Linked DNA regions of Mus musculus: all the other regions are linked to region 2. Evidence: chromatin loops called from intact Hi-C (ENCODE). Cell type or tissue: left cerebral cortex. All regions are shown on one strand. Region 1 overlaps Ids (iduronate 2-sulfatase). Region 2 holds the start of Gm46679 (a long non-coding RNA gene). Region 3 holds the start of Tmem185a (transmembrane protein 185A). Region 4 has its middle 9.2 kb from the start of Ids. Region 5 holds the start of Eola1 (endothelium and lymphocyte associated ASCH domain 1). Region 6 overlaps Tmem185a (transmembrane protein 185A). Region 7 has its middle 53 kb from the start of Gm6812.

Evidence for each region. Hi-C counts contacts between places; a loop is a spot of excess contacts. Peaks named below come from ENCODE experiments on the same cell type or tissue, not always from the same donor. Only the 100,000 strongest peaks of a DNase experiment are listed, where the experiment ranks them.
Region 1: a loop joins it to region 2, with 4 times the contacts of the local background. A loop is called at or near these places in 33 of 42 quality-filtered maps.
Region 3: it touches region 2 in a loop (3-fold over the local background); 10 of 42 quality-filtered maps call a loop at or near these places.
Region 4: it touches region 2 in a loop (7-fold over the local background); 33 of 42 quality-filtered maps call a loop at or near these places.
Region 5: it touches region 2 in a loop (5-fold over the local background); 23 of 42 quality-filtered maps call a loop at or near these places.
Region 6: a loop joins it to region 2, with 2.2 times the contacts of the local background. A loop is called at or near these places in 11 of 42 quality-filtered maps.
Region 7: a loop joins it to region 2, with 6 times the contacts of the local background. A loop is called at or near these places in 3 of 42 quality-filtered maps.

What each region holds. Positions count from the first base shown.
Region 1 is chrX:70,360,994-70,364,993 of GRCm38, forward strand. It overlaps Ids (iduronate 2-sulfatase), which reads right to left. Exons shown (of 9, transcript NM_010498.3): 1 at 3,802-4,000; 2 at 2,809-2,945; 3 at 1,984-2,161; 4 at 50-138. The coding sequence starts at 3,910. Among named protein-coding and RNA genes, the nearest start is that of Ids, 2.1 kb to the right of the region's middle. In left cerebral cortex, no CTCF peak of the experiment used is centred here; DNase peaks (open chromatin) are centred at 2,304, 2,521 and 3,439; H3K4me3 peaks cover 2,022 bases; H3K27ac peaks cover 1,648 bases.
Region 2 is chrX:70,567,294-70,571,293 of GRCm38, forward strand. It overlaps Gm46679 (a long non-coding RNA gene), which reads left to right and starts at 2,054. Exons shown (of 3, transcript XR_001782766.1): 1 at 2,054-2,132; 2 at 2,516-2,642; 3 at 3,722-3,916. In left cerebral cortex, CTCF peaks have their summits at 2,438 and 2,640; a DNase peak (open chromatin) is centred at 2,287.
Region 3 is chrX:70,474,759-70,478,758 of GRCm38, forward strand. It overlaps Tmem185a (transmembrane protein 185A), which reads right to left and starts at 2,422. Exons shown (of 7, transcript NM_001357750.1): 1 at 2,220-2,422. The coding sequence starts at 2,257. In left cerebral cortex, a CTCF peak has its summit at 2,359; DNase peaks (open chromatin) are centred at 1,497 and 2,369; H3K4me3 peaks cover 2,101 bases; H3K27ac peaks cover 1,188 bases.
Region 4 is chrX:70,372,242-70,376,241 of GRCm38, forward strand. It overlaps a transcript of Ids not described here. Among named protein-coding and RNA genes, the nearest start is that of Ids, 9.2 kb to the left of the region's middle. In left cerebral cortex, CTCF peaks have their summits at 2,375 (motif pointing right) and 2,583; no DNase peak of the experiment used is centred here.
Region 5 is chrX:70,383,108-70,387,107 of GRCm38, forward strand. Eola1 (endothelium and lymphocyte associated ASCH domain 1) reads left to right here and starts at 2,806. Exons shown (of 3, transcript NM_026787.2): 1 at 2,806-3,044. It also overlaps a transcript of Ids not described here. In left cerebral cortex, no CTCF peak of the experiment used is centred here; DNase peaks (open chromatin) are centred at 2,255, 2,686 and 3,447; H3K4me3 peaks cover 1,835 bases; H3K27ac peaks cover 1,441 bases.
Region 6 is chrX:70,461,730-70,465,729 of GRCm38, forward strand. Tmem185a (transmembrane protein 185A) reads right to left here. Exons shown (of 7, transcript NM_001357750.1): 4 at 3,274-3,357; 5 at 1,116-1,292; 6 at 462-585. Among named protein-coding and RNA genes, the nearest start is that of Tmem185a, 13 kb to the right of the region's middle. In left cerebral cortex, no CTCF peak of the experiment used is centred here; DNase peaks (open chromatin) are centred at 1,589 and 2,074.
Region 7 is chrX:68,838,072-68,842,071 of GRCm38, forward strand. No RefSeq gene overlaps it. Among named protein-coding and RNA genes, the nearest start is that of Gm6812, 53 kb to the right of the region's middle. In left cerebral cortex, a CTCF peak has its summit at 1,891 (motif pointing right); a DNase peak (open chromatin) is centred at 1,946.

The DNA of each region.
Region 1 (4,000 bases), 210 kb before region 2:
ATAGTTCATTTTCTAGACAAGTGTTTCCTCGGCCCTTGTACAGACCTACCTTAGTGTTTTCATATTTCTCTGAGGATGGATGATAAGGTGGAAAAGACCAGCTATATGGATAATCATCACTGTGATTGGAAGATATACCTTAAATAGGGAAAGAAAATTGTTGAATAAAATATGAAAGGTCTTTCAATACCCTACTGCCAAATTAAAATTGAACAACTATGCAAGTAGCTCCTCCCCTCTTTGGGGTTCAGTTTCCTCACCTATAAAATCAGAACGGCAAGATAGATAATGTTTCCATTAAGATCAACTGCCCATGATTTTAGTAATTAGCATCTAACTTCCCAGTTACTAAGCCTTGGAAGTGGGCGATCTATAAGAAACAGAGAACCACAGGGCGTGGTGGCGCACGCCTTTAATCCCAGCAGAGGCAGAGGCAGGCGGATTTCTGAGTTCAAGGCCAGCCTGGTCCATAAAGTGAGTTCCAGGACAGCCAGGGCTATACAGAGAAACCCTGTCTCGTCGAAAAACCAAAAAAGAAAAAAAGAAACAGAAAACCTTATCCCTAAATCTAGTTATCGGGAAAGAGATCAAGGAACATCGGAGAGGCCTTGTTTAGTTTCACTTCCCAAAGTATAATCTCTTCTCTAGAAAATACTCACTTCCCTCCAGATATCCTCAGTTAAGCCATGCTGTACCAACTAGGTAGTTCAAGTGATAATCAGCTTTCAGCCACACAATATGATTTCTGATAGATTATTTTTCAAGACTGGGCCTGCTTTTTAAAAACTGACTACTACTTTCAATCTGGACTGCCTGGTAGGTTCTAGAAGAAAGCTCCTGAGCCATAATGATGTACAAAGAACTCTTAGAGACGCCCAAGCTGTCTCCTTTGGTGAGAAGTACCGTCATGGTCACAGCTCTAGCATTTGAACACACTTCACACTCATGGATGTCCCTACTAGCATGTTCCCTTCGTTAGGCATCAAGAAAACTACAGCCCCAGCATTCCAGAGAAGGAATGTGAGACTCAAAGAAGAAGAAAAACTTAGCCAAAGACAGCCACATGGCTAAGAAGTGGCAGCACTTAGACCAGGACCAAGTGCCCACATCCCTGATGCTATTTCCCAGTGAGGTCAACTCCGCTTCCACATCAGTAAAAAGCCAGAAGCCTGTTATGCCAGACTACTATGCTGTCATTAAAAATGAATTTTTGAGGAGTGTAATATAATGCGAAATATTTACTCTCACTCATAGTGTAAAATTATAAAAATAACATAGCCACAAATCAGAATAACACTATGTCCAAAACACAAGAAAATTTTTGTTTGCCACATCAAACACAGCTTTCCCCAGGGTGGTTCAATTACACACTTACATTCTTTGGTTTCTTAAAAATCTTGAAATCAAGGGATCATGTGATCCTATTATCTGTTTTAAAGTGTTATTTATTCTTCATTTAGGAAGTAAATAACTACTTTATCAGGTAGTATTCAAAGTCAGAATTTGACACCCAGCTGATGTCCTCTTCCTAACATTCCTCACAGAGAAAGCAGTGCCTTTCACCACGCTGAAGCCCATACTCGGACATCAAGTCCACACAATACCTCTGGACATTTGAGGTCCTCACCCCCAAACTTTACAGACAGGCATCCTGCAAGGCCCAGACCAGAGCTTTAAGGACCACCCTGTGGTCAAGCCCAGAGCTGAACTGACACCAAACCTGCCTCTCCGACAGCAGCTACATGAATCTGACGACATTACCTCCAACTTCTAAAAGGAAATCTGTTTCTTTCTATTCTTTTTCATTTAGAATGTGAATATGAAACTAGGTTAAAGAAATGCTTTGTTTTGTTGTTTTTCATAGAATGGCATCAATGAACAAGTTACCTAAGCCTGACAAGGGAAAAGCCACTACAAGGATAGTCCCAACCTAGTATTGAAGCATAGAAACAAAAGGCCCAGGTTTTAGTAATTGAACAGTACCAGGGTGAAAGACTTTCCCAACCGACATGGTCACGTAGCCATTCTCCTTGAAGTATTGGGGGATGGTGGAAAAATTTCCAGAATGTACCCTCCAGTAGGAATTGAAGTCATACAGGCGGGTGGTGTCAGGCCTCCTCCCGGTGAGGAAGGACACTCGACTTGGTGCGCACACTGCTTGCTGTTAAGGAGCAGAAGCAAATGTCAACAACGTCACAGCCAAATGTGTCTGCAGTCTTCAAGGTAACTAAGCAACCTCTCTAGATCCTCAGCAACAGCCTGGCAGCTGAGTCATGTAGATGTCAAAACCAACCAGTAGGATTAGGGCCTTGCCCAGGTACTGGAGACTATTGTCTGCCCAGCAAAGGAAGACAGCAATCAAGCTCTCAGAACAGCAATTGTGTTTTCCTATGCAATGTCACCCCTAGGTACCCAGAAAGGGTGATGCTCTTAGAGAGTAGCCCTGAAAAGGAGGTTCAGGGAGGACAACTGCCATGGACTGACTCTTAGCCGCCCACTCTCAGCCACCCACAACTCGGTTGGCAGACCCACAGGTTGGATTTTTCAGCTCCCGTCAATTCCTGTTTCTAGCTGAAAGCTAGCCAAGCCTGTCTTAAGCGTGTTAGGGCCAGGGCACTGTCTCCACCCAAGAAGGAGGGGAAATCCTGCAAATGTGAGCTTCCTTGTCTGTGAAGAGACTTGCCTAGGCCTTCATTTTCTAAGTTCTGCTTTCCCCTTTCAAGGAGGTCTCTAGAGCAGCAGCATGCTTCTCCCTACTGTCTATACACAAAGAGGCATATATCCATACCTAAAGGTCCTTGGACATACCTGAGCAAAGGCATTCTGAAAGAGAACGCTATGGGATGCCAGCTGGTCAATGTTCGGGGACCTCACTAGCTTGTCTCCATAACAGCCCAGGGAGGGGCGGAGATCATCCACAATGATCAGAAGGATGTTCAGAGCATCTGCACAGGAGAGAGGGGCTTTGGTTATACCATATGCAATGACACTAAAATCCCCCTCCCTAGGGTAATGAAAGGATAAAGGCAGTCCACCCAGAAAAGGGGCGACCAGGGCTCTGCTCCAGCAAGGGCGGGGTTGGAGTACACAAAAGCCCTATCCAAGGTGAGGGTCTTATGTTTCAATCATGTCTCCACATCTAGGTGAAGAAGAAGGAGACAAAGACAGAGACAAAGATGGGAGGGGGGATCAAAGAAGGAAGGAATAGAAGTCAGATGGAAAGATGGAAGGATGGTAAAATAAAAGGGTGGATAGAAGACAGTAGCAGAAAGGAAAGGAGGAGTAGAAGGAAGGGTAAAGAAAGGAAAATGGACAGATGGAGAGGAAAGAACTGTTGGCGAGATGTAATTTGCACCAGTGGATGGCTCCACACCCATGTGCATATGGGCAGCACAAACTGGACTCTGGGTTATAAAATCATGGGGGGGGGGTAAATGAGCTTGGGAATAGGGTGCATCTGAGTAGAGTTAGGGGGAGCAGTGGGGATGTTATAAAATGCATTTATGAAATCCTCAAAATTAATTTTTAAAAAGAGAAGAAAAAACATGAAGGGATGGAAAGGAAGAGGAGGGGTAGGAAGGAGGAATGGATGGATGAAAGATGAATGCGGGGGCTAAAAAGAAAGATGAATGCGGGCAGAATCGACGAAAGGAAGCAAAGATGGATATTGAGTAGGGAGGGGTGAAATGTGGGTGAAAATGATGAAGGAAGAATGAAAAACGAAGATAGGATGTGTGGAAGAATAAACATTAGCAGGAACAGAGACAAGGTTGAATAAGGCAGGGAGCAAGGAATTGGCACCTGTAGCAGAGTTGCCTTGCGCTGCGGACTCCAGGGCGATGCAGAAGGAGCCTAGCAACAAGCTGAAGCTAAGCTGCCGCCAGATAGGCGGCGGCGGCGGCGGCGACATTTCTGCCTCGGCGCAGTCTTGCAAGAAGGTGGCGTGAGGCTACAGCGGGACCATTACGTAGCAGTGGCCGCCGCCGCCGCCGCCGCCGCC
Region 2 (4,000 bases):
CAGGGCACACTGCTTGTGTATGGGTGGAATGTGGAATGTGTGTATATGTGGAATGCAGTGGCATTCCAGTGATCTTCCAGACATGGCATGCTACTTGCACTCCATATGGTCGTTTGTGGTACCCAGGACACAAACTGAGGAGGCAAAAGTTCAACTATTCTGTTGAATTTGGGGGCCAAATATATTGATTGAAATCTTTTCAGGCTCTTTGGTCTACCTGTATCTCCATCTTCATTCTTCTGATACTTCTATCATTATTTAAATAAGCCACCATCTCTGTAGCTTGTCAGAAGAAGGCCTTCAAATAATATGAAGTGGTCTAGTGTTGCCGTGGTTCCACTCGTCTGTTTACATGACTTAGGGCTGGTGGTGGGAGGATATAAAGGACAAGTTGTCAGTCCATTACCATGATTTCTAGGACATTGTTTGCAACAGCCTTGCTAGTTATTCTGGTTTCCTTGATTTCAATGACCCCCTCTGCCCAACCATAGGGCCCTTTGCAGGTTTCATGGCTTTGATGCTGCAGCTTTATACTCCCTGGTGATCTTAATGCTACCTCTGGAGTCAAGGAGTTTCTAAATCTGACTAGAGAGCACACCCTAAGCAGAGATAGTCACTGCTTTGTTGGGGGCAGGGTGACAGTGCTCACCAACCCCCTGTGCGTGAATACTTCCTCCTCTAAGTGGCCACTCATATTGACTTATGTTGGATATAGGTCTTTTGGAAGACTATGGTGGAGGGTTTCTTCTCCCAACTGTTTCTACTCTCAACCACACTCTCAATACTGGTAGCTCAAGTACTGTTATATTGTTATATTTTTGTTATATTATTGTTATATTGTTATATTGTTAGTGCTACAAGTGAAGATGAGGACATGCAGGAAGAGGAAGAATAGAAGTCAGAGGAAGCTCAGGAGAAAGAGAAGGAGGAAGAAGAAGATGAGAAAGAAGTAGGAGGTGAGAAGGAGAAACAGGAAACTGGAAGAGGAGGAAAAGAAAACATCACAAACTTTCTTTGTACACAGTGAGATCAGATTGCCTATGGTCACTCTAGGCCAACAAAGTTCCCATGGTAAGACGCTGAATGAGGTTAATGTCCTTTCTCATGCATAGCTCTGACGTCCTACTTCCTTTAAGGCTTCCTTTAGGACTTTACTTCATAGCCCTTTTCTGGCTTCAACTAATCAAACTGTTTTCCAACACATCTTACCCCTTAGCTGTGATGCTCTCCCAACATTCCTGTCTGCCAAGGCCATGTGAGCCTTTCAAGTATACTAATTATGAACCATTTTGGCCTCTACTCTTCCAGGCCATCACTACCAGCAATTTTGCATTATGCCCTCAGAGCAGGAAATCCTGTTTCACAGTGGGATCTTCCAGCCCCTGATCTTAATCCCCAGAGGCTCTCTTTCAGCCTGTGTCACAGGAATGGCAAATCCTGGGAGCAAATGCTAATGGCCCACTTCTCCACAGGATAGCTATTCCAACAAATCTCTAATGTGGGAGTTGTAGCAACCAGACAGTCAGCTTGTGCCTGTAGCTGGCTGCATGTGACTTTATATTGCTTTCTTTCTCCGTAGCATCAATGTAATACTGTACCAAGCCTTAATTGACCCCGACCTTTCCTAGAGCTTACAGAAGCAACTGTATCATCTTGGGTCATCCAAGAAGACACAGAAGTTAGTAGAGCAAAGTATTTTATTAGATCCACTTCACCTGGATATAGGAGAAGGGAAGCAGGGTTGGAAGGGTGGGATACAACCTGACAGTCTTGATCAGTGAGTCAGGCAGGAGAAAAAAGCTTTCTCTAACATTTGTACTCTGTTGAGCCTCAGTGTCCATGTCACATCCTTCTAGTACCTGAAACACAGTGGGCCATGGGGGTCATAATGATAGACTGACTGACTGGCTGGCTGACTGACTGACAGGAACGTATGAATGATGGGTACTTTGGAAAGCAGAAAGTGGGTGTCAGCTGAGAAGCACTAGGATGCCCCCGTGGCTGCCTTCACACAGCAGATTCATCTTTAACCCTGTGGTATGTCGTTCCCCACAGTGCACTTCCTAGGCGATGCTTCCACTGGCCCCTTGTGCATTAGTCTCCTGTCTGGATGGTAATTACCCCCATCCATGGTAAGTACTTAGAGGGCATCTTGAGATCTGTTGGCACCGGTGCGTACACAACCTGATTCAGGAGAGCTTGTCTTCCAGCATAAAGACACACAGCAGTGTGAGATCAGCAGGCTGCAGGATCCTGTTAGATGCCCCCTGCAGGTGCGTACTTTGCTGATAGGGCTGCTGGATGTATTGTCCCCTTGATCATTCAATGATGAAACGTGAACAGAGGGAGCAGGAGAAGGACAGGGTGGTGGTGGGTTTAAGGTGATGAGGGAGGGTGGTCTTGAAGGGGCTGCAAATGATGCTTCCAGAAAGCTTTAGGAGAAAGGCCCTCCTGCAGGATGACATGCCACTAGGCAGTGTTTTCCCATGGTCTTTAGCAGTGCATTTGCTCACAGTGCCATCTGCTGGCCCATTCCTCCAACTTCACTGGGAACTGAAGATGAAAGGTGATCAGAAGCAGGGGCGGTAAGCAAGCACCTTCCATGGTGGAAGTTCTGTCCTGCTGAGGGAGCAGGAGTGGGGGTGAGGATGTTTTGCCTTCTGGGCAGATAACTTGGGAGGCTTCTTCACCTTTCCCTCAGGTTCTTCCCTCTTCCTCCTGGGCTCCCAGGTCTCTGATGAGAAGCCCCCATCTTTCTAAGTGTTTTAGGCCTATCGATATAGAATCCTTTCTCTTTGACTGCTTCTAAGGCATTCTTCCTTTGTTCTCAGACCTTTGATGTCATTTGCCTGTACATTTATTTGGATTTAATCTTCTGATTCTGAAATGTGTCAACTCGTGTCTTTTGACAAAATTTGTAACTTTCCTCTTCTTGTTCCTTGTAGTGAGTTTAGTGCTTCTGCCCTCAGCTTTTGGAAACACTATACCAGAGACACTGGAATTTTCTCTTTAGTTTCTCAGGCCTCTGAGGTGCTGTTCTGTTTTATGGTGTATGTGAGCGCTCTTTCTCTGTCTGTGTCTCTGTGTCTGTCTGTCTCTGTCTTTGTCTCTGTCTCTGTCTCTGTCTCTCTCTCTCTGTGTGTGCCTCTTTCTGTCTCTCTCTCTCAGGGTAAATCGCTCTGTGTGGAATGACTAGTGTTATTAGGCAAGCCTTTGATTTTTAAGGTACTGCCAAACTGTTTTCAAACTGGTCCTTGTTCTCACCACATGCTTTCCCCTGGTTCCTTGCCATGCTCACTAATCTCTGCTGCGGATTTACTTACCTTTCTGTGTATGTGTGCTTGGCCTGCATGTATGTGTATTCAGCACATGCATGCAGTGCCCTCAGAGGCAAGAAGAGGGTGTCAGATTCCTTGCAACTGCTCTTCCAGACTGTGTGAGCTGCCAAGTGGCTGCTGGGAAGCAAAACAGAGTCTTTTGCAAGAGCAGCGAGTACTGTCAACCACGGAGCCATGTGTCTGACCACAAGTTTCAGTGTCTTTAGAGAGTTTCCTTTTTTATTGCTCAGTGAAGTAATGTTATGAAGGTTAATTGACAGGTGATGGAAATGAGCATCTTCAGTGTAGACACTGCAGGTCTTTGGATAGTAAGTGATTTTTACGTTGAAGTCTGCACATGCTCTTATTGTCTGTCTCAGTGCCTTATTTAAACTGTGCTGTAGCTGGAATCCTGTGACACCACCACATCAGAGGGAAGAGGAGAGGCGCTAATCCCCGAGTGAATGGAGAGTCTCCATCTTCATCTGCCTTGCTTGATTTCCACAAATGCCTCGGTCACAGGGAAACTTCATGTGATTTCTCATCAAGGATGGAACGTGGGATTCTGAGCAGGACTGCATTGTTGCCTTCTGGCCTGGGAAGGTAAGTGGTGCCTCTTTACCACCCTCTCCCATGTAGCCTGATACAACATCATGGAGGATTGTTCTCATTCCCACTCGGTC
Region 3 (4,000 bases), 93 kb before region 2:
CTGTCCTATTAAATGAGCAGAGCATGATAAAGTCCTGAAGTAAGAGGGCCATGTGTGAACTGGTTCAGAATTAGAAACAGATAATTAGACAAAAGCACAGATCTGAGGTCTTAGCACAGGGTGCTTTCCTGTCAACACCCCCCCCCAAGTTTGCTCTCCAGATGTCTGAAAGGCTTTCGTCAGCATGGTGCAAGATTAAGATACAGTGTTATAAACTAGATCATCCACAGTTTATGAAACATCGCCAGCTAAGAAAAATCTACTTCTTAATATCACCTGGCCATTGTATCCCTGGAACATCTAGAAGGTAACACTCTTCCTTCCCACTAATGACATTGAACCAGGACAATGGTGGGGTACAAAAGACTTTTAATTTTTTCAGGGAAAGATGCATTTTATTCCACTTAGAATTTAAGCACAAATAAATGTGTTGATGATCATTATAAATCTCTTCGAAGTATCTCATTATAAATTTTAGACTTTAGTATTTGGAAGGGAAAAAAAGTAAAGGAAAAACTGGCTAAGGGTGTTATCAGAGGACCACTATTTTTGCTTTCACAACTCTTAGATAACTGGGAGATCACCTTGCAGCTTCTGGACTATCTGTCCCATAATAAACGATTTCTATTTGTAACACATTGTGCAATCAGCCATTAATTCAGGTTCAATAGCCTTGTGAGCAATTATACTCATTCTACAGATGAAACAGATAAGTGAGTTACCCAAGAACACAAAAAATTCAGCCTCTATTTCTGTTTCTTGTCACTCTCTCCAAACAATGAAAATACACAAGACCTGTCCAGCTTCAGTACCAACACAGTTGTCCTATAGACAAACCCTAATCCAGGAGCAGTAGAAGAAAAGCTATGGTTGGCTCTGTGGTAGTTCCTCTAAATGAACTCCTCTCCGTTAAGAAGGCTCAATGCCATTGATGATGACCACGGAACAAGGCCAGACTATAAACACAAAGACAGTAAGAGCACCCAGGCCAGAGGAGGCTTTAAATTTTAAAATTTTACCATTCTTAAGGAGACTGCACTCTAAATAGTCCCCTCTTCTCTCCCCAGTTCCTTTGTCTCCAACAAACAGCCAAGAAAGTGGCATCCTCAGGAGTGCACAATACAGCTACTTATCTGTTCATATTCCCATTGCTTCCAGGCTAGGACGGCCAAGCATTGCAAGCGCCTAGCCTAGGACCTCACGTACGGAGGAAGGCTAGCTTACTTGAGTGCGTGTCTTACCACTTAGAAATAAAATGAGCAGATATTCCTTTTAAATAGTAATGGACTTGAAAAATATCAGTGAAATGAACTCCTCTTGCAGCTTACTAAAGTAGAGAATCACTTGACTGCCCAACCTCAGTCTTGACTCAGTTTAGTTCCAAAGACGTTTTATAAGTGTCTACTATATGACAGATGGGTGGGAGGTGATGTGCAAGGGAACAACCAGGAAGTGGTTTCTGCTTTGGGAGCTCACAGGCCGCAGAGGGAACACTTTTACAACAGTTTGACAAGTGCAAGGACCGAGATTTATATACTTTAGCCAGTGTTTTCTCCACACTGCCCACTAGGTATTTCAAGTCTGGAAAATAAGCAGGGCAATATCTACTTCCTGCGAATAAACTTACATAGAGAAGGCTAAGAAAATGCGTTGGAGGCGATCAGGTTCACCCCCAAAGGCATTATGTAAGATTTACCATACCCTGGCAACGACTCTAAAATTTCAGTATCTCAGACATCAGTTTGACAAATAAGCGAAGAACGGCAGACAGGCATAAATCCAAGGAAAATCCCAAATGCTGAAACTAGAGGAAACATGTGCGAAGGTGGCTGGGGGTGTCAGGGTCAAGTGAGATGGCCCTGGCATAGAAAACGGGGGCAGGCGGAGCGGTGAGAAGAAAAATAAGAAAAAATAAATCGAGACAGAGAAGTTGAAATACCAATGAAAAAGGACGAGTGGAGATCAATGGGCTTCCCTCTGGGAGGACACTTCTCCAACCTCGACAACTTGGGCCACGGCGGGTTGGTACCAGTTGCGGAGGAAGAAGCGGATGGACAGACTCTGAGGCCAACACAGCTTTCCCGAGAGCAGCTGGCAGCCATAAGGAGCCTCAGGCTGGTGCCTGGGTGCTCAGACTGCAGTGCCTTGGCCGCCGCGCCGCTCCCAGCCGCTACCCGAACCCAAGCCCCAACCTGGCGTCGCCGGGATAACCGCCTCACCTCGGGTTGAAGTCCTGAAAGAGGCCCCTCAGGTTCATGGCGGAGAACTTCGCCGAGGCGTCCTCCTCTTCCCCCCGCCCCCCGCGCCGCGAAGCCTGCGCCTCACAGCGGGTTCATGCTGCCAAAGGCAGCTTCGTCGCTAACGCCGCCGCCAGGAGAAACCAGAGCAACCAACTGTCTCCCACACTCCTTCCGGCTTCCGTAGCTAGGATGCGCATGCGCTCTGAGACCCGCTCCCTGCTTCCCCCACCCCCACACCCCCTCCGCCCCAGCTCGTCAGAAGCAGGAGGTTACATTGATAGTGGATCTTTTTGCTCCGGGGTACCAGCCTGCCTGCCTCTGGGACAGAATCTCTACAAAAAGAAGAGGGGAACGTCCGGGGAGGGGAACACTGACTGGGTGGATGTCATAAGGAGGGAGAACGCCAAACGGGAGTACCTCAGTGAGATCATCACAGACACCTGTCACCTTGGCCACCTGTCACCCAGACCCATACCAGAAATTGAAGGTTTCCCCCCAAATTGACTGAATCTTGGCCTATGCCTACCAGAGTTTCCAGTAAATCCAGCCTGCATATCAACTTCCTTCCTGTGCCCCAAGCTACACAGATTTCCTGACCATCCAAACCTCACATTACCCTGCACCAGTCATCTACTCTCTCAGCCATCTTCTCATCTTGGGTTCCCACTGTCCTTAACAGCAGGTCTATTTGTCAGAATGCCTAATCTGGAGAGATGGAACTCATCCTTAAGCATCCTAATCTAGTTCAGAGTCTCCTTGACTCCTGCCTAGACTTGGTGGTCGCTTCAGATCTGGCTTCCTCCACTCCCAGACATACTATTTAGAATTGCCAGGTTTGTCTTATTGGGCAAGTTAATATCTTCAAGGCTCAGATTTTCTCCTCTATAAAAGAGTTTGTTTTAAAAAAATATACAGCCGGGCGTGGTGGCGCACGCCTTTAATCCCAGCACCCGGGAGGCAGAGGCAGGTGGATCTCTGAGTTCGAGGCCAGCCTGGTCTACAAAGTGAGTTCCAGGACAGCCAGGGCGACACAGAGAAACCCTGTCTCGAAAAAAATATATATATATACTTTTCTATCTGGTTAAGAAAATTCAGAGAGATCATGCATAGCATTGTATGTTAGATGCACAAAGAAGGTTGCTAGTTGTTCTTTTTGCCAAATCCGTAAATTCTTAAAGAATGCTCTAAGGATTCTATTTGCTTTTCAAATCTAAGAGTGGAACAACCTCATAGCAGAGGACTTAGTTTACCATTTTCAATTCCAGCCAGTTTGAACTGTTGTTTTTATGAATAATACAGCAAAACCTTAAACATTAATCTGGAATCATTACGGGTAAGAGTCATAGGTTGTTACAATAGCAGTTTCATGCAATTTTATGTTAGTGAGCCCCAGGGGGAGCTTAAGAAGATCACAATTGGGAGAATCATACTTTGCTGTGATGTATCATCTTTCTTTTGGAAACTTGAAAACATTTCACAAGTGGTAATTATGTTCCCTAACACCCACTGAGAAATGGATATTATTATATGAGCTGGTTTATGGATGAGTAACTTGGATGAAGCATTCAGCTACTGAAGCACCATGACCCTCTCTCAGAAATGTTGATCCACTTTCTCTGACCATCCTCCAGTTGATGCACAGTGTCTTGCCCTGCGGACTCTCCCAATAGATAGTAAAGTACAGAAGAGCCAAAGCACAGAGAAGCTTGCATAATGTGCACTGTGGGATCTAGCTAGTGAAGGCTGAAGAACAAAGATGC
Region 4 (4,000 bases), 200 kb before region 2:
TAACTGCCTAATCTCTAGCACTCTATCTTTTACTTCCTTCGCCATCTTGGGCTGCCTACCCCTTAGTCTATGTCTGGGGCAGGATCTAGCAAACTATGGAGCTCCCTGCCAAGGACTTCCAGCTTTCACCCTTCCTCCTCTCAAGACAGACCCTTTAGGATCTCAGAACCCTGGGATCCTGCTCACATTTTTGCTCCCAGCTCCAGAAGCCCACACTGAACAGTGAGTGGGTGAATGTCTTTCTGCAGCCAGGAGCTGTGAACAAGCAGCCAGGCACTAAATGTTTGTTGGGTGCCAGCATGTATGTTGTACCCAGGATTTGGTTTTTCATGGTACCAGGTAGGCCACCAGGACTGGCCAAGTCATGCAGCCTCAGAGTGGTGCAGAGAACCTGGCTGATGTACTTTAAGGTCTGTACATGCACCTTACTCATGCAAGGCAGTAGGGAATCCTATGGTTCCCACAGCTGGATTGTCATTTGTTCCTGTACCCTGGCTTTCCCTACCCACAGCCTCTTAGCCTCATGCCACATGAGGTTTGTAAAATGAAGCATTTGCTAATTAATGCCCTGGGAGAGCACACACGGAGCTCCCCCACTTTTCAATGTTGCCTTGTTCTCCTGCACAGAGATAGAGATACAGGGCTGCCCCTCAGCCAGTCAGCTAGACTGCCCTTTACAAACTGCCTCACTTCCCACCTTTTCCAAACACAGTTTACAAGAACCCTCAGAGATCCACAATGTCCTGAACTCTGATCACGGAGTGTTCAGAAGGTCACTTCAGTCTGGGGTCTTCAGAGGAGAGCTGTGTCAACCATGATCAGGCTCTTGTCCTGTTTGAGACCATCACTCCTTGCCCCCTTACCCATCCAATTGATGTCAAGTTTACCAGACAGCTGGTATCTGACCGAGTGGGAATGAGAACAATCCTCCATGATGTTGTATCAGGCTACATGGGAGAGGGTGGTAAAGAGGCATCACTTACCTTCCCAGGCCAGAAGGCAACAATGCAGTCCTGCTCAGAATCCCACGTTCCATCCTTGATGAGAAATCACATGAAGTTTCCCTGTGACCGAGGCATTTGTGGAAATCAAGCAAGGCAGATGAAGATGGAGACTCTCCATTCACTCGGGGATTAGCGCCTCTCCTCTTCCCTCTGATGTGGTGGTGTCACAGGATTCCAGCTACAGCACAGTTTAAATAAGGCACTGAGACAGACAATAAGAGCATGTGCAGACTTCAACGTAAAAATCACTTACTATCCAAAGACCTGCAGTGTCTACACTGAAGATGCTCATTTCCATCACCTGTCAATTAACCTTCATAACATTACTTCACTGAGCAATAAAAAAGGAAACTCTCTAAAGACACTGAAACTTGTGGTCAGACACATGGCTCCGTGGTTGACAGTACTCGCTGCTCTTGCAAAGGACTCTGTTTTGCTCCCCAGCAGCCACTTGGCAGCTCACAACAGTCTGGAAGAGCAGTTGCAAGGAATCTGACACCCTCTTCTTGCCTCTGAGGGCACTGCATGCATGTGCTGAATACACATACATGCAGGCAAAGCACACATACACAGAAAGGTAAGTAAATCCGCAGCAGAGATTAGTGAGCATGGCAAGGAACCAGGGGAAAGCATGTGGTGAGAACAAGGACCACTTTGAAAACAGTTTGGCAGTACCTTAAAAATCAAAGGCTTGCCTAATAACACTAGTCATTCCACACAGAGCGATTTACCCTGAGAGAGAGAGACAGAAAGAGGCACACACAGAGAGAGAGAGACAGAGACAGAGACAGAGACAGAGACAGAGACAGAGACAGACAGACACAGAGACACAGACAGAGAAAGAGCGCTCACATGCACCATAAAACAGAACAGCGCCTCAGAGGCCTGAGAAACTAAGGAGAAAATTCCAGTGTCTCTGGTATAGTGTTTCCAAAAGCTGAGGGCAGAAGCACTAAACTCACTACAAGGAGCAAGAAGAGGAAAGTTACAAATTTTGTAAAAAGACACGAGTTGACACATTTCAGGATCAGAAGATTAAATCCAAATAAATGTACAGCCAAATAACATCAAAAGTCTGAGAACAAAGGAAGAATGCCTTAGAAGTAGTCAGAGAGAAAGGATTCTATATCGATAGGCCTAAAACACTTAGAAAGATGGGGGCTTCTCATCAGAGACCTGGGAGCCCAGGAGGAAGAGGGAAGAACCTGAGGGAAAGGTGAAGAAGCCTCCCAAGTTATCTGCCCAGAAGGCAAAACATCCTCACCTCCACTCCTGCTCCCTCAGCAGGACAGAACTTCCACCATGGAAGGTGCTTGCTTACCGCCCCTGCTTCTGATCACCTTTCATCTTCAGTTCCCAGTGAAGTTGGAGGAATGGGCCAGCAGATGGCACTGTGAGCAAATGCACTGCTAAAGACCATGGGAAAACACTGCCTAGTGGCATGTCATCCTGCAGGAGGGCCTTTCTCCTAAAGCTTTCTGGAAGCATCATTTGCAGCCCTTCAAGACCACCCTCCCTCATCACCTTAAACCCACCACCACCCTGTCCTTCTCCTGCTCCCTCTGTTCACGTTTCATCATTGAATGATCAAGGGGACAATACATCCAGCAGCCCTATCAGCAAAGTATGCACCTGCAGGGGCATCTAACAGGACCCCGCAGCCTGCTGATCTCACACTGCTGTGTGTCTTCATGCTGGAAGACAAGCTCTCCTGAATCAGGTTGTGTACGCACCGGTGCCAACAGATCTCAAGATGCCCTCTAAGTACTTACCATGGATGGGGGTAATTACCATCCAGACAGGAGACTAATGCACAAGGGGCCAGTGGAAGCATCGCCTAGGAAGTGCACTGTGGGGAACAACATACCACAGGGTTAAAGATGAATCTGCTGTGTGAAGGCAGCCACGGGGGCATCCTAGTGCTTCTCAGCTGACACCCACTTTCTGCTTTCCAAAGTACCCATCATTCATACGTTCCTGTCAGTCAGTCAGCCAGCCAGTCAGTCAGTCTATCATTATGACCCCCATGGCCCACTGTGTTTCAGGTACTAGAAGGATGTGACATGGACACTGAGACTCAACAGAGTACAAATGTTAGAGAAAGCTGTTTTCTCCTGCCTGACTCACTGATCAAGACTGTCAGGTTGTATCCCACCCTTCCAACCCTGCTTCCCTTCTCCTATATCCAGGTGAAGTGGATCTAATAAAATACTTTGCTCTACTAACTTCTGTGTCTTCTTGGATGACCCAAGATGATACAGTTGCTTCTGTAAGCTCTAGTAAAGGTCGGGGTCAATTAAGGCTTGGTACAGTATTACATTGATGCTACGGAGAAAGAAAGCAATATAAAGTCACATGCAGCCAGCTACAGGCACAAGCTGACTGTCTGGTTGCTACAACTCCCACCTTAGATATTTGCTGATATGGCTGTCCTGAATAGGTGGGCCATTTGTTGTTGAGAATATGCAAACACCTTGGGCAGTTGGGAATGCTTCCTCTACAGAGTCAATTTAACACTGTATGATCCTGAGTATAGTCCCCTCCCCCTCCCACTCTGATTCTTCTCAACAGCAGCAGTAGCAAAGGAACAGTCAGAGGCAACAATGAACAACACTGAGCAACCAGATCCACAAGTTCAGACTAGACATAGCTGACAGAAGAGACAGCATCGTGGCTGAATTATGGGTACACAGAATACAAGGACAACACTCATCTGCAGAACGGAAATGGGGTAGCATGAAAAGAATAAGGGCTGCTACCCTAACAAACCAACCTATATTCTGCTTTGTTTCAGCCCCTACCTTAGTTTTTGACCTGTATCTATGACTAAAGTGGTATCCAGGTCCCCAGGAGAGAGAATGATACAGCATCACAACATGGAGATGCTTGAATTGACACAAACCTCATTCCAAAATGACCTATAGCTGTGTTCTAGGTCATGAAACACCAGGAAAATGGTAATAACTCAAAAGAGGTATTGCATACACTGTCCTATG
Region 5 (4,000 bases), 180 kb before region 2:
ACAGCAGTGCCCTCAACCTGTACAGCATACACAAGCCACTCTTTTGTCAGCATACACAGCCGTGCCCTATTCCTTCAATGGCCTTCTATCACATTATATCAGGATTTAAAGCTCAGTCCTGCTGTCACATTCACAATTCACAGTCCTGGCCAGCACTTTAGAGACCCAAGTCGGTACTAACAGTCTCATCCACAATCTCACCCTCATATCTCAAATGGCCCTGTCCTCTTTCAGCGTTTCTGGGCCTTTATTATAATACTATCTCAAGAATTGACAAATGGGACCTAATGAAACTCCAAAGCTTCTGCAAGGCAAAAGACACCATCAATAAGACAAAAAGACCACCAACAGATTGGGAAAGGATCTTTACCTATCCTAAATCAGATAGGGGACTAATATCCAACATATATAAAGAACTCAAGAAGGTGGACTTCAGAAAATCAAATAACCCCATTAAAAAATGGGGCTCAGAACTGAACAAAGAATTCTCACCTGAGGAATACCGAATGGCAGAGAAGCACCTGAAAAAATGTTCAACATCCTTAATCATCAGGGAAATGCAAATCAAAACAACCCTGAGATTCCACCTCACACCAGTCAGAATGGCTAAGATCAAAAATTCAGGTGACAGCAGATGCTGGTGAGGATGTGGAGAAAGAGGAACACTCCTCCATTGTTGGTGGGATTGCAGGCTTGTACAACCACTCTGGAAATCCGTCTGGCGGTTCCTCAGAAAATTGGACATTGTACTATAGGAAGATCCAGCAAGACCTTACCTGGGCATATAACCAGAAGATGTTTGAATTGGTAATAAGGACACATGCTCCACTATGTTCATAGCAGCCTTATCTATAATATCCAGAAGCTGAGAAGAACTCAGATGTCCCTCAATAGTGGAATGGATATAGAAAATGTGGTACATTTACACAATGGAGTACTACTCAGCTATTAAAAAGAATGAATTTATGAAATTCCTAGCCAAATGGATGGACCTGGAGGGCATCATCCTGAGTGAGGTAACACATTCACAAAGGAACTCACACAATATGTACTCACTGATAAGTGGATATTAGCCCAAAACCTAAGATACCCAAGATATAAGATACAATTTGGTAAACACATGAAACTCAAGAAGAATGAAGACTGAAGTGTGGACACTATGCCCCTCCTTAGAATTGGGAACAAAACACCCATGGAAGGAGTTACAGAGACAAAGTTTGGAGCTGAGACAAAAGGATGGACCATCTAGAGACTGCCATATCCAGGGATCCACCCCATAATCAGCATCCAAACGCTGACACCATTGCATACACTAGCAAGATTTTATCAAAAGGACCCAGATATAGCTGTCTCTTGTGAGACTAGGTTGGGGCCTAGCAAACACAGAAGTGGATGCTCACAGTCAGCTAGTGGATGGATCACAGGGCTCCCAATGGAGGAGCTAGAGAAAGTACCCAAGGAGCTAAAGGGATCTGCAACCCTATAGGTGGAACAACATTATGAACTAACCAGTACCCCGGAGCTCTTGACTCTAGCTGCATATGTATCAAAAGATGGCCTAGTCGGCCATCACTGGAAAGAGAGGCCCATTGGACAAGCAAACTGTATATGCCCCAGTACAGGGGAACGCCAGGGCCAAAAAAATGGGAATGGGTGGGTAGGGAAGTGGGGGGGAGGGTATGGGGGACTTTTGGGATAGCATTGGAAATGTAATTGAGGAAAATATGTAATAAAAATATTAAAAAAAGAATAAGCAACAACAAATGCTGATAAGGATGTAGAGAAAGATAACTCATATTTGCTGTTAATGGGATTGCAGACTAGTATGGCAACTCAGAAAAACAGTGTGAACATTTCTCAAAAAGCTAAGAATAAATCTATTGTATAACCCCCCCCCAAAAATACTATCCAAAGCTCTGTTCCTACTTCATATGTCACCAGTCACTGAACCACGTTCAACCTCTACTTCAGCATGCATAGCACTGTCCATCATGTATAATTCGGCTCCCACTCACAGGCACGCCCTCCTTCCCCTGTATCCCTCCAGCAAGTAAAGCCAGCATCCAAAGCTCAGCTCTGTCAACAAAATCTCACCACACATAGCCCTGGCTGGTACTCTTGAGGCCCTAACCACCTTGCTGAGTACTGACAGTCTGGTCCACCACTTCAGCTTGCACAGCCCTTCCTTCTCCTTAAGCAGATCTGAACCGAGTTAAGTGGGGATCCAAAGCTCCGCCCTAGTATCCCAGTAGCTCCACCCACTCAGGTCTGCACTCACAACAGGCCCAGATTCCAAGCACCCGTAATTCCTAACTGTTCCCAAGGATTCTTCAGAGCACAAACTCCCATTCCCAACCTCTATCAGGTGCTCACAGCCCCACCCCACCCCACCCCAATGCCTAACCTCGGGATTCAAACAGCTTTGGCCCTGGACCAATTTTAGGCCCCTCCTCAACAAGCCTCTTCCCTCACATCCCCAATCCCGCCCCTCCTGCTGCAGTGCAACCTACTCCTACTTTCATGGGTTTTTGCAGACTCCGCCGACTAAATCACTCACTCCTTTTCTCACTTCTTTCCCTCCCCAACCGCCTATTACAGACCCTGACCCACTTTATTTGCAAGATTGCTTTAAGAAAACGGTGTCTTCTAGCATTCGATGTCGCTTACTGCTTAATTACGCAAGTCCGTACCTTCCTATCCGGGTAGCATAGTGCCTGTAGTTCTAATTGGCTGCGGATGTTTACTCGTGTAAATGGGCGTGGTGTGCGTGCTTACGTAAATTGTGTAAGTTCGGGCACGGATGTGTTTCTGGGTCTCTTCTTAAAGCAGTCAGAGTTAAAGTCCCAGAACGCCAGTTAAAGTTAAGGCTATAGCCAAATGCTTTCCTTTCTTTAGAGCGGACATTATCCACCCACTCTCAGGAGTCTTTGGTACTGGCGGACTTCCGGGAACGCTGGAAGAGAGAGAAAGGACTGGGTGTAAACTGGAGTCTGCCGCGTGATAAGTGACAAAGCTGAGAGGCCCACAGCACCCAAAGGACACAGGTAACCTGTTGAGTCGGAGCCTTCGAGCTTGCCCCCATCCCCCACCCCATTGAGGACACCCCAGCCTCCAGCTTCGCCAACTGCTGGGCCAGCCCAAGACCGGTCTTTGCATGCCCCATCTTGCCAGCATTTCACAGTCTCTCCTAAGTGATGCAGTGTGGATGCAGGCGGATGAAAACCAAATGTGCTGCTCCAGGGCACTGTTTCTTCCTTACTTTTAGGCTACGAATTCACTGACACTCTAGACTATGAGGCCTTTGGTATTATTATGCCTAGTCTAATATACCAGTTGACACTGAAGGCACTGGGATTTGGTAGACCTGAGCATTTCCATGCAATCACATTCTATGTGGCATCATTTTTCTCCTGTTAAATTGCATGTTTGACTTAATAATGGCAACCAGTTGCAGAATTAACTTTCTACATCAGGCGGTTCTTGTACCAGACAAAAAAGGACCTTCCCACTGACATGATAGCAGAACCAAGCTGTGAGTGAGATGTACAGCCCTAACTCTTGTTGATCTCTAAGGCTTGCTGAGCCTTTCCTGCTGCCAGTAGCCAACAAAACTAAGTTTTACTTGGTGTTTTTTTTTTTCCTTTATCTACCTTCTCCTTATGTAAGTGGAGAAGCAGAAACAAACCAAAAAGGGCAGCTTCTTCATCCACAGAGCAGGTTTATCTGCAGAAACATGAGGAAGAGTATTCAGTTGTTCTAGCTACAGGGCAGTGAGTGAAATGAGAAGAGGGCAAATATTTCGCGTGGGCAGCCAGATTGCAAGGAATCCTGAGGATTCTTGTGAGATGGGTGGATTCTGGGCTGGTTGGAACATGAGCCCTTGGCAGGAATCAGAGTCTTCCAGACATGCGCACAGAACAATCAGATCTGGAAAAAAAGGTTTATGTTAGTTTAGAGGTTACAGTCTGTCATTGGGGTAGGGCAGGGCAGGAATTCAGTC
Region 6 (4,000 bases), 110 kb before region 2:
ATATTTAAGCTAAGGACTCCTGGAACCATCTGAAATCTGAGTAGACACAAGAAGGAATTGGCCAAAGTTGAGTCTGACCTCATGGGAACCCCTCAAACTAGGTCACTGAGCTGTGCTGCTTCAATAAGCTGTCAGCTTAGTGCTGGCTCTCCCAGGATAAAAACAACAGCTCAGCCTGCACTGCACTGTACACTCCCCACTTCCAAGGCGGGAAGGTGGGCAGTTCTCTGGGTTATATGAAGTGGCGCTCACAGCCTTATGAGAATGGTATCTTCCTCAAAGACCACCGCCAAAGCACATGCCATAGAACAGAGTAATCTAGACACAGTACTCTAGCTCTACCAAATTGGAAAGATTCCATTCCATTGAGGAGCATTCAGGACCCTGAGTCTTAGCATTTTGTAAAGAGCAGCACATGTGCAGACCACACACACACAGGGTTTCTTAGTTTGTGGACGTACAGTGGTTTCCTCCTTTCTGTCCAAATGTTGTTGCCATCAGTGTGATCAATGAGAGCCACAGGGGAACAAATATTGGAATACAGGAGAAAGCATTGTGGCCATCCAGTTTGTGAACCAGCAGGATCTAGAGAAAGACAAAGTTAAGGTGGTATTAATCCATCATCATAAAATGAACCAAATGTGTAACTGTTCCCATTATAATCCCTCCCTCTGTCATATCTGAGAAGAGGGAAGGCCACCATAGTATCCATCCAGGGGAAAAAAAAAGACCATGGGAAATATTGCATCCTCCCCCAGGGTCAAACTAAAGTCTACAAGCTGAAAGATCCCCACTGCCAGTTTTATGAGAAATCCTTCCCAGGATTTGTTCAAAGGAGTCAAATTTGTTCAATTATATCTAGTATTCCCTACTGAACTCAATACAAAACCGGGTAGTCCAACATCCTTTTAGAGTAGAAGCTGGATGTGGCCAAATGCCTCATGGGTAGAGAGGCATACTGCTCTCTGTGAGTCCTGCAAGTACATTCTCATTGTTCCAAGTTCCCTCTGTCTCTCTCCCAGAAGGACAGCAGTGTACCTATCTAGCTATGGTAGATGCTGTCCCAGATAAAGGTAGAATGTGGGAGCACAAGAGATTTCCTGTAGAAAGCTTACCTCAAAAGTAAGAAGAGGCACGACAATGGTCATCCAGCTCAGTGCCATGGTTATATGTGTTCTGCGTTGTTCTGCAATCACATCCATAGAGCGCAGGAACAGAACCGACCAAACGATGTAATAGAGGACCACCAGGCACAAGAAGGACATGAGAATCCACAGAGGGACACACACAACCTGGAGAGGAGTAGAAACACGATGTCTTGAGAGCTTCCCTGCAGCTCTGGCAGCTGCCTTTATCATTTTGCTGGCTCTGTTCAGGTAGTCAAGGGGAAGCAGGACTACAGACAGTCCTACTGTCCAGGACTGTCATGGAGATAGCATGGGAAACACCACATTCACCAGAGGACTTCCATGCAGGAAATAATGTCATTAGGCTGTCTTCCATTCAAGCAACAACCTGCCATCTGGTCCTCCAACACGGCATATTTTAAGTTTCTTCTGAATATACTCCCTCAGTCTCAAGCCCCCCATTTTGTCATCTACTCATTCCCATGCTTCCTGCCTCTCAGTCACTCACACACTCCTTCATTCTCAGTTCCTACTCCCTTACTCGCAGTGTCTTGCTCCCTAACTCAGTTACTGACATGTTCACTCTCACACATACACACGTCTTACTTACCTGCTCACTCATGTCCTCACTGCCCCTCACATACTCATGTCACCCCGCTCACTCCCTCACCCATGATCGCCCATGTACTCCTCTCTCCTACCCCCACTGAGTCCCCACGTATGTAATCCAGAAGAGTGGAATCCCCTTTTCCTCCCTTGCATCTTCCTCACTCCTCGCTCTCATACACTCAGTTCTTCACACTTACTCTCATATCCATCCTCACCTCTTCATGGCCCTCATTCACACACTTCCTTACTCAAATAGTCCTCGTGCTCACTCTGTCTAGCTGCTCCTCTAAGAATTATTCTTCGCTGCTACATTCTCATTCTGTCAACTTTCCCTCACACTTCCTCCCACAGCCCTATTCTGGCATTCCCTTGTAGACGCCCTCCTCCCTCTCATTCAGTTGCTCACATATGCTCTCATATCCTTTACTCAGACTTACTCAAGCACTCACTTCTGTATGTTTATTCTCACTCGGAGTTATTGAACACCAGTTACTGACTCCCTCAATTATCTATGTGTATGTGTGTGTCTGTGTGGGTCTGAGCACATGAGTAAGTCCTTATTTTTTATTGACTCTGTGCTATTTGCCAGAAGTCAAAGTTTTAATACATATTTGCAAAACCTATTCCTCAGTCAGTGACCTGTCTTTTCCTTTATTTTATTTTATTTTATTTTATGAAGTCTAACTTTATAATTTCATCTCATGGCTCATATTATTGGTGCCATGTATAAAGAATGTTTCACTGATTTGCAGGTTTTAATGACATGCATTCAGGAAAACATCCATACACATAAAAATAATAAAATATCAAAAACTTAAAAATTATCTATAACTCAGTAATACATTTTCTTGAATACTTTCTAAGAAAACATTAAAATAGTAAACAAGGATTTTTTTTTTATACACAAAAATACACCAGAGGTTGGAGACAAAAATAAAATCTTGTAATGTTTTTAGAACATCAGAATAATTATGATTGATAATAATTAAATGGTTCAAAATAGCTAAAAGAGAATAGCATTTTGAAAATTCCATGCATGAATAAATGATAAACATCTGAGGTAATATGGTAATGAAACTGATTTGATTATTACATATTCAAAACACAAAATGAAAGGTTCTACTGTTCTTCATAAACATATATAAGTAGGGTATCGTTACAAATTTAGAAAACTTAAACACAGATATACAAACGGGCACATTTAAAAATCACAAATATGAGCAGCAACTGAAACATTTAGACATGTTTCATAAATGCAACTTATGAGTCAATGAAGCCTTATGTGTCATCTTTACAATGATATTTGTTAAGAACAAATGCTTAAGTTATATTAAAATAAAAAAGCTGGATAGAAATGAATGTCAACTATCCATGTACAAGGGAGTAAAGGCCACTACTATGTCAGCTCCCAGGGTTGGTACTGTGATCAGTAGCTGCTGCTCATGCTTGCTTGTCTTTTTTTTCCAAATTTTTTGACACAAATATGAATTACTTTTATAATAAAAGATTTGTTTAAGATTTTTAAAAGGCTACGTACAAGCCAGGGCCAGTGGATAATCTTGTCCAGTCTTAAGGCAATGAATATAAACTGAAGAATGTTGACCGAACACAGGATTTCTAGCTAAAGATAAAGGAAAGAATCAGTTAAACAAGCTGCATTGAACATAGTGGTTGTTCGTTTAACATACTCCTAAGCAATGAATACTGTAAAACTTGAATGATATGATGCTGGAAGCTTCTGACTGTTCTAGCAACGGAAATGCACAGTGGGGTCTTGATGAGGGGAATTGCACACATGTGTCTTGTTTCATTCTTAAGGCTGGTTGGTGCCTTGGCTGTTTTGTTAAGACCTGAATGTTGGCCGGATAATGACCTTCTTTTGAAAGAAGAAAGACAAAAGGGGCAATCTATAATAGATTTCCTCCAAGCCTCCTTTCTGCTTCTGCTAATAATCAGTATACAGCTGATTTATAGGTACCCTAAAACTTGCTTCTACTTCTAACCAGGACTCTGCCGTAAATCCCACGCCTTCTTTTCTAGCTCTTTGAGGGCCTAGTCAGCTTAAGCCAACAGTTGTAGATTCGGTGTTGCAGCATTAATCCTGACTGTGCTCCTGCCCTTTCCCAATCAGAAACTAATTGCCAATTTCCCATTAAACCCAAAATGTCCAAATACAAGTAAGTTCACATCTCCTGTGATTCAGCACTCCTGGCCTAACCCACTTTTTGGGTACATTCCAGCTTTGTGAGGCAAGAATAACTGCA
Region 7 (4,000 bases), 1.7 Mb before region 2:
TCCAACAGCAACACGTGTTCTTAACCACTAAACCATTTCTTCAGGCCCCATTTCAGCATCTTACTAGTGTCTTTTGAAGCACATTCTGTTCACTTTGTTAGTGCATGTCTATTTTTTTTTCATTAGTTTTCTTCTGGGTATTATATGAAGCCATTTAGACCTAGCTTTTTCATGTAGCAAGTATTTAAATAATTGATTTTATTTTTTCAAGAGTATAGGAATATTCATGTCAACATTATAGACTTATATTCCTCAAGGACTATATCTGATGCCCTGAGGGATGCTCATGCCCTGCTATCTTTTTTCTCTGAGTCCTCTTCCTACAGTTACATTTGACTTCCTCACCATTTTCATATGCCTGTCTGCTCTTTTTGGAATGCCTTCCCCTTTTCCTTTCCCACTCCATAGATATTATCTGCCAGCTGTTGTTTTGGCGTATTAACCCCATTTCCAGCTTTGCCCAATGAGTTTTTATATCCACCTATTGAGATTTTAATTTTAGCTATTTATTTTCTTTTCCAGATGTTACATGTGGCTTTGTATTATAGATTTCAGCTTCAGTGACAAAGCCTCATTTCCTATCTTTTGTTTGTACCTATTCATTACATTTTCCCCATTAATTTATTCACTTTATATCCTGATCACTGCCCCCCTTTCTGCCCCCCTCACAAAGTCCTTTCTACCTTCTCCTTCTCCTCTGAGAGGGTGGGGCCCTCTGGGTATCCCCACACCTTAGCACGTCAAGTCTCTTCGGGTCTAGGCACATAATATCACTGAGGCCAGACAAGGCAGTCCAGTTAGGGGAATGAATTAAAACCTGCACCTGATTTCTCCAGTATCACCCAGGTTTCAGGTTTTAACCTCAGGTCTCCAAGAATCCTTATTGGGCTTATATGGAAAAAAAAAAAAGAAAAGAAAAAAAGAAAATCCCTCACTCTTCCACAAGACTCCACAAGCTCTGCCTGATGTCTGTCTGTGGGTCTCTGCATCTGTTTTCATCAGCTGCTAGATGAAACCCCTCAGAAGAAAGTTATGCTAGGCTCTTGTCTGCAAGCATAGCAAGCAGAGTATCATTAATAATAGGGGTTGGCTTTTTCACATGGGATGGCTCTCAAATTGGGCCAGACATTGATTGGCTTTTCGTCTCTGCTCCATCTTTTCCCCTGAACATCTTGTAGGCAGGGAAATTTTGGGTTCAAGGTTTTGTGGGTGAGTTGATGTCACCCTCCCTCCACTGGAAGTCCTGCCTGGCAACTTCAAGGAGGTGGCCACTTCAGTCTCCATATACCCTGATGGTAGGAATCTCAGCTAGAGTCTCCAGCTAGTTACCAGCCCCGCCCCACCCTGCCCTCTGGTTTTTGTTCTCTCCCTCAGACCTCCGATGAAGTGAACTAGCAGCAGGAGACACGGACACCACAAGAAGACCTACAAAGTCAACTAACCTGGACCCATGGGGCATCAGAGACTGAGCCACCAAGCAAAGAGCATGTAGGCTCAAATGCTACACATTTGTAGCAGATGTGCAGCTTGATCTACATGTGGGTACCCTAACATTTGGAGCCGAGCCCATCTCTGACTCAGTTACCTGCCTTTGGATCACATTCCCCTAACTGGACGGTCTGGCTGAGACTCAGTGGGAGATGGTGTGCTTAGTCCTGTTAGGACTAGATGTCCCTGGGTAGGAGTGATGCTCAAGAGAGGCTTCCCTTTCTCCTCAGAGAAAGGGAGGGGGTCATGGGTCAAGGGACTTGTAAGGGTGGGATTGGGAGGAGGGGAGGTAGTGGGGCTGCGATAAGGATGTAAAGTGAACAAATAAATAAATTACTGAAAAAGAAAAGAAAGAAAATCCTTTGTGGCCTTTGATTACTGATTTTCGTTTTTTACCCAAATCCACAAGATGGCAGTAGAGGCACATTCTTTGAATGGGTTTGTGTGGCCTTTTTATACAATGACCTTATTTTCTGATTTGAAAAGGAAATGTGAAATCCAACAAAGGAATGTTTTTACTCTCCGAACACATTTCTCTGAACAGTTATGCAACTGTATGAACACACCTGCAACTTAGTCATATGGCTCAATGAACTGCTTTTATTGAAATAAGTATCATTTTGATCAGTTTGGTCTGTCTTGAAGCAGGTCCAAAATGTACTACTGAACATTTTTCTACTAAAAACACCCACAGCTTCTACCACATCTTAAGGTGTCTGGCATGATGCTAACTGGCATGTTTGAGGGGCTCAAGGAAGTGGCACATCAGACTTCCTTATTTTGAAATACATTCTTGAAACTGGTTGAGATCAATGAAGCATCCTGGCAATGATGAGTTGTTAAGTGGCTAGAAATAATAACAAATTATGCAAATTAGAGAATGATGCGAATTAGAGTTCTGCACTCTGTTTTAACCTTTTCCCAAATACACACACACACACACAAAGATATGATTAAAAAGTACTTAGCTGTATATTTATAGTTGCATAAAGCAATTCCATAACAAAAAGAATCATTGGTCTCCCTGTGTGGTTTTTGTTTGGTTGTTTGGTTGGTTGGTTTTCCTTTACAGAGGAAAAAGGGTTTTTTGTTTAGTTCATTAGATATGTGTGCAATATAAAAGTTTCTCTTTATAAACATTTGTTAAAAGAGAGAAGTTTTTAAAAATGAAAAATAGAAAGTAAGGAAGGAAAAGAAGTAATTCATTCTAGGGAAGTGACAGAAATCTTCAAGGAAGACCACAGATCATGTAAACATGAAATGTTTGTGAGAATAAAGGAAAAATGAGTTGTGGTGGTTCATTTTATGTGTTGTCTGGGCAAAGGGGTGCCCAGATAGCTGCTTGCATGTGATTGTGGGTGTGCCTATGCAGATCTCCCAGGAGAAGATTTGCATCTAAATCAGTAGGCTGAATTTAGTCTGAGGAATACTGAATGGCTGAGAAGCACCTGAAAAAATGTTCAACATCCTTAATCATCAGGGAAATGCAAATCAAAACAACCTGAGATTCCACCTCACATTAGTTAGAATGGCTAAGATCAAAAACTCAGGTGATAGTTGATGCTGACTAGGATGTGGAGAAAGAGGAACACTCCTCTATTGTTGGTGGGATTGCAAGCTGGTACAACCACTCTGGAAATCAGTCTGGCAGTTCCTCAGAAAACTGGACATAGTACTACCTGAGGACTCAGCTATACCACTCCTGGACTTATACCCAGAAGATGCTCCAACATGTAATAAAGACACATGTTCCACTATGTTCACAGCAGCTATATTTATAGTAGCCAGAAAGTGAAAACAACCCAAATGTCCCTCAACAGAAGAATACATACAGAAAATATGGTACGTTTACATATGGAATCCTACTCAGCTATTAAAAACAATGACGTCATGAAATTTGCAGGCAAATGGATGGAACTTGAGAATATCATCCTGAATAAGGTAACTCAGACTGCAAAGGACATGCATGATATGTACTCACTAATAAGTGGATATTAGTCCAAAAGCTCAGAATATCCAGGACACAATTCACAGAACTCAAGAAGGCTAACAAGCTGAAGGGCGCAACTGAGGATGCCTTAATCCCATTTGGGAAGGAGAAGAAAGCAATCACAATGTGGGGAAATGGGGGAGGGATCTGGGTGGGAAAGTGGATAGGGATGGGAAGAGGGGAACATGATCAGGTATTGGGAGGCTGGAACAGGACTGAAGCCTTGAGGGCCAGCAGAAAGAATGGAAAGATGCAACCTCAGGAGGTAGTAGATGGGAGGGATCTTCCAGAGTGTACCAGAGACCTGAGAGGTGAGAGACTCTCAGGACTCAAAGGAATGGGCCTTAGATGAAATGCCCTTCAGTGGGGAGAGGGAACTTGTAGAGTCCACCTCCAGTAGAAAGACAGGACATCAAGTGGAGGAGTGGGGTTGCCACCCCACAGTCAAAAACTCTGACCCAGAATTGTTCCTGTCTGAAAGAACTGCAGGGACAAAAATGGAGAAGAGACTGAGGGAAAGGA